Regions from separate parts of the Homo sapiens genome. Here region 1 is linked to region 2. Evidence: chromatin loops called from intact Hi-C (ENCODE). Cell type or tissue: endothelial cell of umbilical vein. All regions are shown on one strand. Links, peaks and the distances in the headings refer to the core of each region. The heading gives the core; the rest is flanking DNA.

Region 1 (5,392 bases), core at 125-5,124, 74 kb after region 2:
AAGAAACAGTTAACCTCTTTCTTTTTAACAGAGTGTACAAACAAAAGAGGCATTGAACAGGTAAATGACAGGTAAGTAAGAGACCTTGACTTTAGTTCTGATTTTGTCAGTAACTAATAAAAAGACTTGGAAAGATTACTAAAGCCTTCTGGCCCTCTATTTCTTCATCTGTCAAGGGTGGGCTTGGACAAGATCTCTGAGGACCCTTCCAGCTTAACGAAAAGCTAATATCCTAAAGACATAGGGGAAAAAAAAAAAGCCATGATGGTCAAGCCAACTGTTTCTGAAAAGTTAAAAAAGGGTGTTGTTTCTTCCACAAGCCCTGGTTTTGAATGCAAAAAAAGTATGCCACAGTTTAAAATCACCCATATTTGTGCCTTTGATGGTGAAAAAGTGTACCACCAGAAGCCAACAAAGTTTTGCTTAAAAACAAGCTATTTTCAGGAACAACTCTCTGAGTTAAAGTGCTAATTCACAAAATTGGTTTGGCCGGTATAACACTGTCTTCTTTCTACAATTATTAAGCTCTGAAAGGTTTTTATTTCCCCCTCCTAACAACATTTCATTTCAAAACTGTTTGATCCTTAAATAAACCTGTAATTTCTCCTGTGGGGAAGGGAGGGCAGATGGAGGTCTACAGTTTAGCCCAAATGACTTTATATTTCACACAAGATTATTATAAGATGACAGATGTGAACCTTAAGAATTTTAACAATAAAGTCATGCTATCCAAAGAATGTTCCACAGAACACAAGTCTGGGAAATCATCCACAAAATGGTTCCATTATAAAATAAATTGGACAAAACCTGAATCTAACATAAGAGAAAAGAAAGTTGTGCTTATTGCTTTTGCCTGTTCGACTTCTCAGAGTTAAACTTGTTGGGGATGCATCAAGAATCTCCACAATGGGTGGAAATAATAGCAAGAGTCCCACAGTGATTTGACCATTTATGAATCTAGTATTTCATGGAGCACATTTTAGAAAAGGCTGCCATGAATATAACAACTGACTAGGATAAGGGCATAGCTTTAGACTTGACAGCATCCTTACTCCTGAATGTTAAGTTCTACAATCCAATTAGGAACTTGTACATTTAACTCTATTTTTATCGACATCATATTTATATATTAACTAGTATGCTAAATTCTATTTTTATCCACACCAGATATATCTATTAACTAGTATGTTTAACTCTATTTTTATCTATACCAGATCTATTTTATAATAGATGTGACAATAGGCAACTAAAATATTTGACACTCAGAGTGATTTCTACTTCTTGAGATTTTCTTGGAATGTAGAAGAAGCCATAACCCACTCTATAAGGACTGGGTTCTCCCTCTGCTACAAACATACCCTGTGATAATAGGCCATGCTAAGGGGAACTTTCTCTCTTCTCTTTTTTTTTTCTAACTATTCATAGGCTTAACTAAGAATCAACTTTCTGGCCAGGTGCAGTGGCTCACGCCTGTAATCCCAGCACTTTGGGAGGCCAAGGTGGGTGGATCATGAGGTCAGGAGATCGAGACCATCCTGGCTAACATGGTGAAACCCCGTCTCTACTAAAAATACAAAAAATTAGCCGGGCATGGTGGCGGGTGCCTGTAGTCCCACCTATTCGGGAGGCTGAGGCAGGAGAATGACTTGAACCCAGGAGGCGGAGCTTGCAGTGAGGCGAGATCGCACCACTGCACTCCAGCCTGGGCGACAGAGCGAGACTCTGTCTCAAAAAAAAAAAAAATCAATTCTTTATAATGCAGCAAAACAGTGAGAAGACATCAGGCATAGAGCTAACAAGGGAATGAGAACTGATGCTGTCCCTGTCTAACTGAAAGCCTGCAGCACAGGCCAATATTTGTCTCAGGGTCTCAGCTTTCTCACACGCATGTGAGCTAAACAGATTCCCCGCTTTCACATCTCATGAGTCTGTGATTTTAGCAGTGGCTCTTCATTATCTCTGAAGACAATTCCAATGTGGGGTTACATTGGCAAATGACAAAATAGAGTTTCCAGCACTCATTCCCTCTCAGAAACTTCTAAACAACTAGCCACACACCAAAATACCTCACACACGTTAAGGAATTCAGGCGAGAGTGCAGCACCTGGGTGGAACATAGAAATAAGAAATGACGCATTGAGGAAGGCAGGAAGGACAGCTTAACATGACCTGTACAACCCCCAGCACACCGCTGACATAACCTCCAGGTGAGGGAAAGAGAGTGCCCTTCACCACGGAGCCCAGCCCCAGAATCCCCTCTAAGGCAAAATCAGTGTCTCAAGGAGACACCTGCACTCCCATGTTCACTGCTGCGTTATTCACAATAGCCAGGATGTGGAATCGATCTAAATGTCCATCATTTGAAGAGTGAATAAAGAAAATGCGGTGTATTACCACGTGGAATGTTATTCAGCCTTAACAAAGAAGGAAATCCTGTCATTTACGAGAAGATGGATGAATCTGGAGGAAATGTTGCTTAAGGAACTAAGCCAGGCACAGAAAAACAAACACTGCGTGACCTCACTGATATGTGCAAATTAAAAAAGTCAAACACATAGAAGCAGAGCAAAATGATGGCTACCGGGACCAGGGGAATGAGGAGATCTTGGTTCTTGGTCAAAGGGAGATCCAGTGATACCAAATGAATAATTCTGGAGATTTAATACACAGTGCGGTGGCTGTAGTTAATACTGTATTGTACACTTGAAATTTGCTAATAGAGTAAATCTTAAACGTTCTCACCACATACACAGAAAGGTAACTGTGAGGTGATGCCTATGTTAATTAGCTTGACTAGGGTAATCATTTCACAATGCAATGTACCTCAAAATATGTTGTATACCTTAACTATACATAACTTTTGTTTCGTCAATTATATCCTGATAAAGCTGGAAATTGATTTTTTAATAAAAACAAAATAAAAGATAACATTCAACAGAGTAAAAAAAAAAAAAAAGAAGAAGAAAAGAAAGAAAGAAAGACATTACCAAGATGTTTTGAGCAACGGGGCAGCAACTTAGGAACAAGTGTTCCCTGTGCCTGAATTCCAGTCTCACAAAGACTGCTGCTCGAATAACTACCTCTTGCAGGTACGTGTTCTAAGGTCTAGGCTAAAACTCCAGTCTCATGATTCTACAGTCATGACATGTAATGTTTGGCCAGCAACACACACATTATGGTGCCTCATCAAGTCACATACTAAAAGTGACGGTAAACTTAAAATCAGCTTGACATGGCAGAGAGCAGAGGCGAGACAGACACAGCGTGGAAACACATTCACCACATACTGCAGGGTTGCTGGTGGCATCCTCTGTTGTCATAATGACCTTCTACAGGAAAAGTATTTAAACATACACTTCTACTGCCCAGAATATAATGCATTCTAGGAAATACTCTCTTGCTGAAACCTACCCAGATTTATTTTTAATGGCAGAGGACAAGAGTGGTTTTAATATTAGCTTCTAGGAAAAGGAAGAGATAAAGAGAGAAAAGTAAGATTAAGAGGTCACCAGAAAAAAAAAAAAAAGCGCTTCTATTACCCTTAAAACTCATCTGAGAGAGGAAAAAAACATAAGGAGGACTCAATAGCCCTTTATTAGCCCTCTGTTTAGTGCTCTAAAGAGAACTCTATGATTCTTCTACAGACATCCAACACTTGCTGCCTCTGTCATTCCTATTCCTGCCTCTCACTCAGACAAAAGAAGAAAGCCCCCTTTGAAATACATTTATTAGAATGGACTCCAGGGCTTCTTCCTCTGTTCATTTTAAATACAAGACATCAATACTATAAAAGCCTCACTCACACATCTACTGGTGCTGGAACTTAGGTCCCACCTACAATAACAGGCCTCCAAACGGTCTGAATGGTGGCCAGAGGGCAGCAGGAAACAAATATGAAAAATAAAATAAAATGTGCAGCTCCAAAACTTCACTCAGCCTGGGAAGTCTTTTCCCCTTTCTGCCAGGTCGAATTCAAATTCTAATGAGCGTGCAGGTTCCAGATCAAAACCCTCCTCCTCCAGAAAGTCTTCCTTTATTTTCTCTCCATTTAACTCCAATCCCAGCCAAAACTAACATCTCTCTCCTCTAATGACTACAAATTCCTCAACTCTATCTCTGAGTGTTTTTGCATGTCTATCTCCAATAGAAGTTTTCTGCATTAATTGTCACCAGCCCCATTCTCCCAGAAAGGAAACCCCATAAGTGTAGAAGCTGTGTCTGGTTTAATTCAACAAATATGAAAATAAAATTTGTCTAAAAAACGAACGAAGGCAAGTATATAAATAAGTATCAAATAAGAAAGGCTCTATTAAAGACAGTAAGACAGGGATAGCAAAAAGATTCCAGGGCAGAAGTTAAGCAAGTCTGTGTCAGGTATGAAACTAGATATGAAGACTTCCAAACACAATGCAATATATTGACTGAAAAGCATGGAGATAGCTAACATTAACTGAGCATAAACAATGAGTCGGGCAGGGCCTTAAACATTTTTGGTAATAACTCTGAATCCCCAAAGTAATCCTTGAGGTAGATACTGTCATTACCTTCATTAAGTTGGAGGATGATGAGGCAAATGAACTGCAGAGAGTCCATGTAACTTGCCCAAGCAAATGGCATTGCCTTCAAACCTCGACCAAGACAGTCCAGCTAATGTGCTTGACCACGCTTCTGCAGAAAACTGCCAACATCTTGCCCAAAGGAACAAGTACATAGTATTTTTTTTTTTTTTTTTTTTTTTGGGAGGGAGTTTTCACTCTTTCGTCCAGGCTGGAGTGCAGTGGCACCATCTCAACTCACTGCAACCTCTACCTCCCAGGATCAAGGGATTCTTCTGCCTCAGCCTCCCTAGTAGTTGGGATTACAGGAGCCCGCCATCATGCCTGGCTAATTTTTGTATTTTTAGTAGAGACGGGGTTTCACCATGTTGGCCAGGCTGGTCTTGAACTCCTGACCTCGTGATCTGCCCGCCTTGGCCTCCCAAAGTGCTGGGATTACAGGCTTGAGCCACTGCGCTCAGCCCAGGACAGAGTACTTTCTAGAGCTCAGTCGAAGGAGGGCGTTTGCAAAGAGACCAAAGACGTAAAGAGCCCATACACCTAGGAAAATGTAAGGGTAAACATCATGCTCTAGGGACCTGAGCTGCCTTGATGGAAATATGAAACTCCTACAGTTTTAGAGGGAAAGAGTGAAGCCACTAATCCAGCTGCAGCCTTTTCTAATTTACCTGATTTCCTCAAATTGGAACTCACTCTTTGCTGAGAGCAGTGAGGCTGAACATCTAGTTGTACTGTTATTTTGTGACAGACAAGAGTGTCGTTTTTACCTTGACTTAGCATTTGAAATGCTGATGGTACCTTCGTGATAAATCCACATGCATTTTCCTTCCAGAAAA
Region 2 (5,392 bases), core at 75-5,074:
ACACGGGGAAGGGAACATCACACACCAGGGCCTCTTGGGGTGTGTGGGGCTGGGGGAGGGATAGCGTTAGGAGAAATACCTAACGTAAATGACGAGTTGATGGGTGCAGCAAACCAACATGGCACATGTATACCTATGTAACAAACCTGCACGTTGTGCACATGTACCCTAGAACTTAAAGTATAATAATAAAAATAAATAAATAAAAGTTGTGTTGAATTCACTTATTCATTTTTTCATTCATTCATTCAATAGTTATTGCTAAGCACCTAGTGCCCACCAGCCATTAGGCTAGACCCCTAAGATACAATGATGCCCCTGTAGAGTGTACAGCTGAGTCTGTGAGGAAGTTATATGTTCTTTTACACACATACGCAATTAGAAACTGTAATGAGTATTGCGGCCGGGCGCGGTGGCTCACGCCTGTAATCCCAGCACTTGGGAGGCCGAGGTGGGCGGATCATGAGGTCAGGAGATGGAGACCATCCTGGCTAACACGGTGAAACCCCGTCTCTACTAAAAATACAAAAACAAAATTAGCCGGGCGTGGTGGCGGGCGCCTGTAGTACCAACTACTCAGGAGGCTGAGGTGGGAGAATGGCGTGAACCTGGGAGGCAGAGCTTGCAGTGAGCCGAGATCACACCACTGCACTCCAGCCTGGGCGACAGAGCGAGACTCCATCTCAAAAAAAAAAAAAAAAAAAAAAAAAAAAAGAAAAGAAAAGAAAAAAAGAAACTGTAATGAGTATTGCAATGGAAAACTTTAGGGGGATTTGAGAACATCCCTTCAACTCTGACACTGTACCTTCCAGGGACTAGTAATCAGAAAATAGAGGCAACTGTGAAGAAACTACGAATTGGGGTCTGAAGGCCTCTAAATGATGACAAATGCACATCCACTGCAGTTTTATTTTTATTTAAAACGTAAGCAACACTACAAAAGAATACATAAACATTCAACTTTAACCAATCCCTGCTTGCAAATTATCTTCTAATATATTCTGATAAACACATACGCACGCATACACACAGCATGGTGAAGATTACTGTTGTAGGACTTTGAGAATCTGGAATCAGTCCTTGATCTAGAACACACTAGTTGTTGAGATAAAACTGCCCCATCTTTATAAAATGGAGCTCATCATCTCTGCAGTGTCAACCACAAAGGGTTGATATGTAAGAATTCAATGATAGCATAGTATAAATACATTTTGAAAAGTGAATATTTTTTATAAACAAAAAGAAATCAATCCATATATCTGATGTATACAGGCACGCACACACACACACACACACATATTAAGGGAGAGAGAGTACACTGCATCAATCCATATATCTGATGTATACAGGCGCACACACACACACACACACACATATTAAGGGAGAGAGAGTACACTGGATTTCTCATTATCATACAATTTTCTTTTTAATCCCAGCAATTTTGCAGTTGCTCTGTTGCCTTTCTTTATGCAAAGTTTTCTATGCCAGCAGAAGATGGGAGAAGGAGGTAAAGATATGTAAAGGTCATTCTGCCTGACTCCTCCATTCACAGTCAGAATAAACAAAGGACTGGAATCAAACCCCAAAGGTCAAACTGCACCACTGTGTGATGATACTAATTAAGATAACCTATGGTAAAATTGGTACCAGCAGTAAGTTTCAGGAAAAATCTTGTGACTTTAATGTGACCATGAATTGACATCTAAGGGAAAGAGTAGCATAATTTTTACTTAATGTTTTGTCAGCAAGCATGCAAGAATGTCAGATGTAAATAACCGAAGCAGCATATTTACATCTGGTTTCCTATATTTAAAAAGCTGATGTGAAATCCTAGACTGCATGTCTCTTCTCTATCAATCATGAAGGACTACAAAAAAATCCTAGAAGGAAATGCTACTGCTTTGTAAGATCATTTATTAATGATAACATTCAGTAAGTGCTTACTAAGTGCTAGTCACTACTAAAAAAAAACTTTAAATATAATACTTAACCTTGACAACAACCTAGGAAGTAGAAATGGTTATTATTCTCTTTTTTACGAAAGAGGACACTGAAAATCAGCAAAGTTCACTAACTTTTCTAAGATCACACACAGTTAGCATTTACCAAACATACTAAACAGCTGTCATTCATCTGGCACTGTGCTAGGAGACCAGGAAGGTTGGGGAAGGTGAAAGGTAGAAAGGAAGACATTTCTGATCCAGAGATGTGTCACACACTGGTTTTAACCAAAGAACTTGCAGAGAAGCTAGGACATGAACAAAAATTTTGATAATCCAAGGTACAAAAATTTAAGTACCACGAGAATGCACAGTTAAGTTCCATCTCCATGTTTATGTGTATGAGTGAGGGTGGGGGCATAGATGAGATAAATTCCAGACAAAACAAATTACAGAATTAAGTGGAATAATCCTATCCTGCACAACTTTAGACATGTCGGTTACAGATTGATTCCTTTAGGACAGGCCCACAGCCTATGTATTCTCTGAACTTGTTTTCCCTGTGGTTAACTTGGTAATATAGTGAACAATAACTAGGATAGAAGGTTCCCAAGGGCAGCTACCATGTCTGTACTGCATCCTCAGTGCCTATGATGGTATCTACTACACAGCAGTGCTAAGACATACGGAGTTATATGTTGAACAAGTTAAAATATTCATTACTTAATTAAACATTGAGCAAAATAATGAATACAGAAACATAAAGCCAGGTATAAAAGAAGTATAGACTCCACTGGACTTCATGAACTGTCCCCAGGTTTAACTTTGCAAATCTGAGTGCCAAGGGACTTTTGTTAGACAGCAAGTGGGATTTCTCTTGAGTGAGACTACACTAGTTACCTAACTGGTCAATTATCTCGAGACTACCAAGGAGCAAAACATGAAGGTTTGTTTTACTCTCTGCCAAGGCAGGAAGCACACAGCGAAATACAAAAGCTGTATTTTCTAGAACTCTCTTGAGAGCTGTAAAGTAACTCATTTGCAGAAGTCGCTGATTTTGTACATGGGGACTGGTTGGTGAGATTGAGGAAGCGAATGATGGTTGACTTCCTGGAGTGAGTCACGGCTGTAACCCCCTTTAACATTATTAATAGAACAGAGGGAAAATTTCCAGGAAACACCAATTACCACAACAACCAAAATAGAAAAGGTGGCTGGTGACTTAATCACCAAACTTTAGGGGAGACTACTCCCCTTTCTTTATCAGAAAATGACAATAATAAATCAAACTAATACATTTTGAAACTAGTGTACCTGCATGTTTTAACAATTTGCAGAGTTCTTTAATCCTATACTAAGATTTTGCTCTAGCAGAATGACCATACATACTCTGCACTAACTACAGTTGAGCCAAAGTTTTGAAAACATGATTAGACCTCCAAGAAATAGACATATGCATTCAATGATTCATTTAGCCATTATTCCTTGTTTTAAACTTTAAATCAATAGGTATTTAATGGGAACCTGCTATGTACCAGAATCTTATTCTCTAAGAAACAAAGAATTAAATAAATGAGGTAACAACTATAATAAGTGTCCTATCCTCTGCTCACCATCGTAATTCTCTTCACGTGGTTTTTACGTTATAGTGACATTAAGGCTAAGAGATTAGTTCTGTTCTATAGCCTCAGGAAGTGTAAAAAACCTTAGGTCTGCCTAATAAGTTCAAAAACCTATGAGATTCTAGTCCTGTTCTGCAGGTATGCCATGCCTGCCTCCATAGTTTAATCACCTCATAAATGGGAAGAACAGTGTAGTTACTACACGTGTAAGTAAGCTCTGGGGCCAGGTTGCCTGGGTAGTACTACTTAATATGGGACTCAAAGCAAGTTATTTCACTGGTTGGGGCCTCAGTTTCCTCATCCAGAAAATGGATATTAATAATAGCACTACCTCATAATATTATGAGGATTAAATGAGACTGTGTGTGTGTGTGTGTGTGTGTGTGTGTGTGTGTGTGTGTGTGTGTAATGCATGGAATAGTGTCTGGAACACAACACCTTAAAATGTTTTACTAGTATTCTCATTATAATTACCACAGCTACTCTAAGATTGGGCTTTTTCATTAGTCACAGGAATATAATCAGTTCCTCAGTTACACAGCTATGACTGGTCATACATTCTAACCAACCTGTCTGTTTGGTCAGTTATGATCCATCACCATGCTTAGCCATCCTGACTGCAATGAAACGACATGATCCAGTCCAAAAGGATATTATATCCAGGCAGTCTAGTTGGGCCACAACTGATTTATCTCCATTGCCTATTTAAATTCAGTGAGTGTGGCCAAGAAAAATAGCCTGTCCATCCTGTCCCTACCCACCTTATACAAATAAATATCTTCCAACTTAACCAGTTACAAATGTCCTTTTGGCCCCCAAGTGCTTCGGCAAAGCTATCACACTTACTGCAGAATGGAATTTAATTAAAGGGATACATAGTAAATACCAATTCATAGAAGCTAGTAATAGCATGCTCCCAATTTCTTCAACATGTCTAGCTTCTCAAAAAGCTATACCCATGAAGACCTTCATTATGTTCTCTAACATAAAAACACTTAAAGCAGTGAAATAACACAAACGACCAGTAATATGGCAATAGTTCAATAAATTCTGGGATGCTTACTTCAAGAACTATAATGCCATTGCTAAATATGATGGTGGGGAATTCTTATTCTGTAGTATTAAGTGAAAAAAATGCAAAATTATGTCTATCTTTAGTTACATATTATGAAAACTATAAACATATATTGGCAAAGACTAAAAGAGTACAGAGAAAATGGAGTTGATGTGTTAGAGAGACAGAATTGTAGGTTTGTTTTTTAAACAAATTTGCTTTCTTGTTATAAAGTCATTTGTGTACATATTTAAGTGTGTGGAATATCTTTAAACTTACCTGAAGTCCACAAAGAACAAAAATATCCAAGAAGGATTTATGTGATTGAAACATATTAGCAAACATCAAGTGCATATCAAATTATCCTAATAGCAGGAACTTTTCCTGTTGAAGGATACACAAGGCATTACTTAGCATATCATTCAAATGCACGTACTTTGGAACGGAAGCTCTAGTATCCTCCTAGATCCATTTAGGCCTGAATCCTACAGAAAAAGCACTGTACCTAAGTCTCATTTATCAGCAGCATCAAGTGTTATTTAGGAAAGTTGCTCACATAAAAGATCATCATCTTAATTTCTAATTATTACCATGGTAAGCAGCTGTATAAATGGCTAAATAAGGTATGGTTCTTAATTCCAAGGAATTTACATCTTTAACTCACACTGTGGCTCTAGGCTCCAGGCTGAAAGGTTGGCAGAGTCTTTACTCTTTTCCTCTCTGATCCCCTGGATCATCCCTACTGCACCTCTGAAAACTGTTGCTCTGTGCACCTC

What was found. A loop is a pair of places that touch in the nucleus more often than their neighbours do. Peaks named below come from ENCODE experiments on the same cell type or tissue, not always from the same donor. Only the 100,000 strongest peaks of a DNase experiment are listed, where the experiment ranks them.
Region 1: it touches region 2 in a loop (6-fold over the local background); 3 of 110 quality-filtered maps call a loop at or near these places.

What each region holds. Positions count from the first base shown.
Region 1 is chr3:188,363,252-188,368,643 of GRCh38, reverse strand. All of the region lies in intron 3 of LPP (LIM domain containing preferred translocation partner in lipoma), which reads right to left. Among named protein-coding and RNA genes, the nearest start is that of FLJ42393, 190 kb to the right of the region's middle. In endothelial cell of umbilical vein, for the core only: no CTCF peak of the experiment used is centred there; DNase peaks (open chromatin) are centred at 2,473 and 3,193; H3K27ac peaks cover 1,695 bases.
Region 2 is chr3:188,436,932-188,442,323 of GRCh38, reverse strand. All of the region lies in intron 4 of LPP (LIM domain containing preferred translocation partner in lipoma), which reads right to left. Among named protein-coding and RNA genes, the nearest start is that of LPP-AS1, 130 kb to the left of the region's middle. In endothelial cell of umbilical vein, for the core only: no CTCF peak of the experiment used is centred there; a DNase peak (open chromatin) is centred at 3,053; H3K27ac peaks cover 1,766 bases.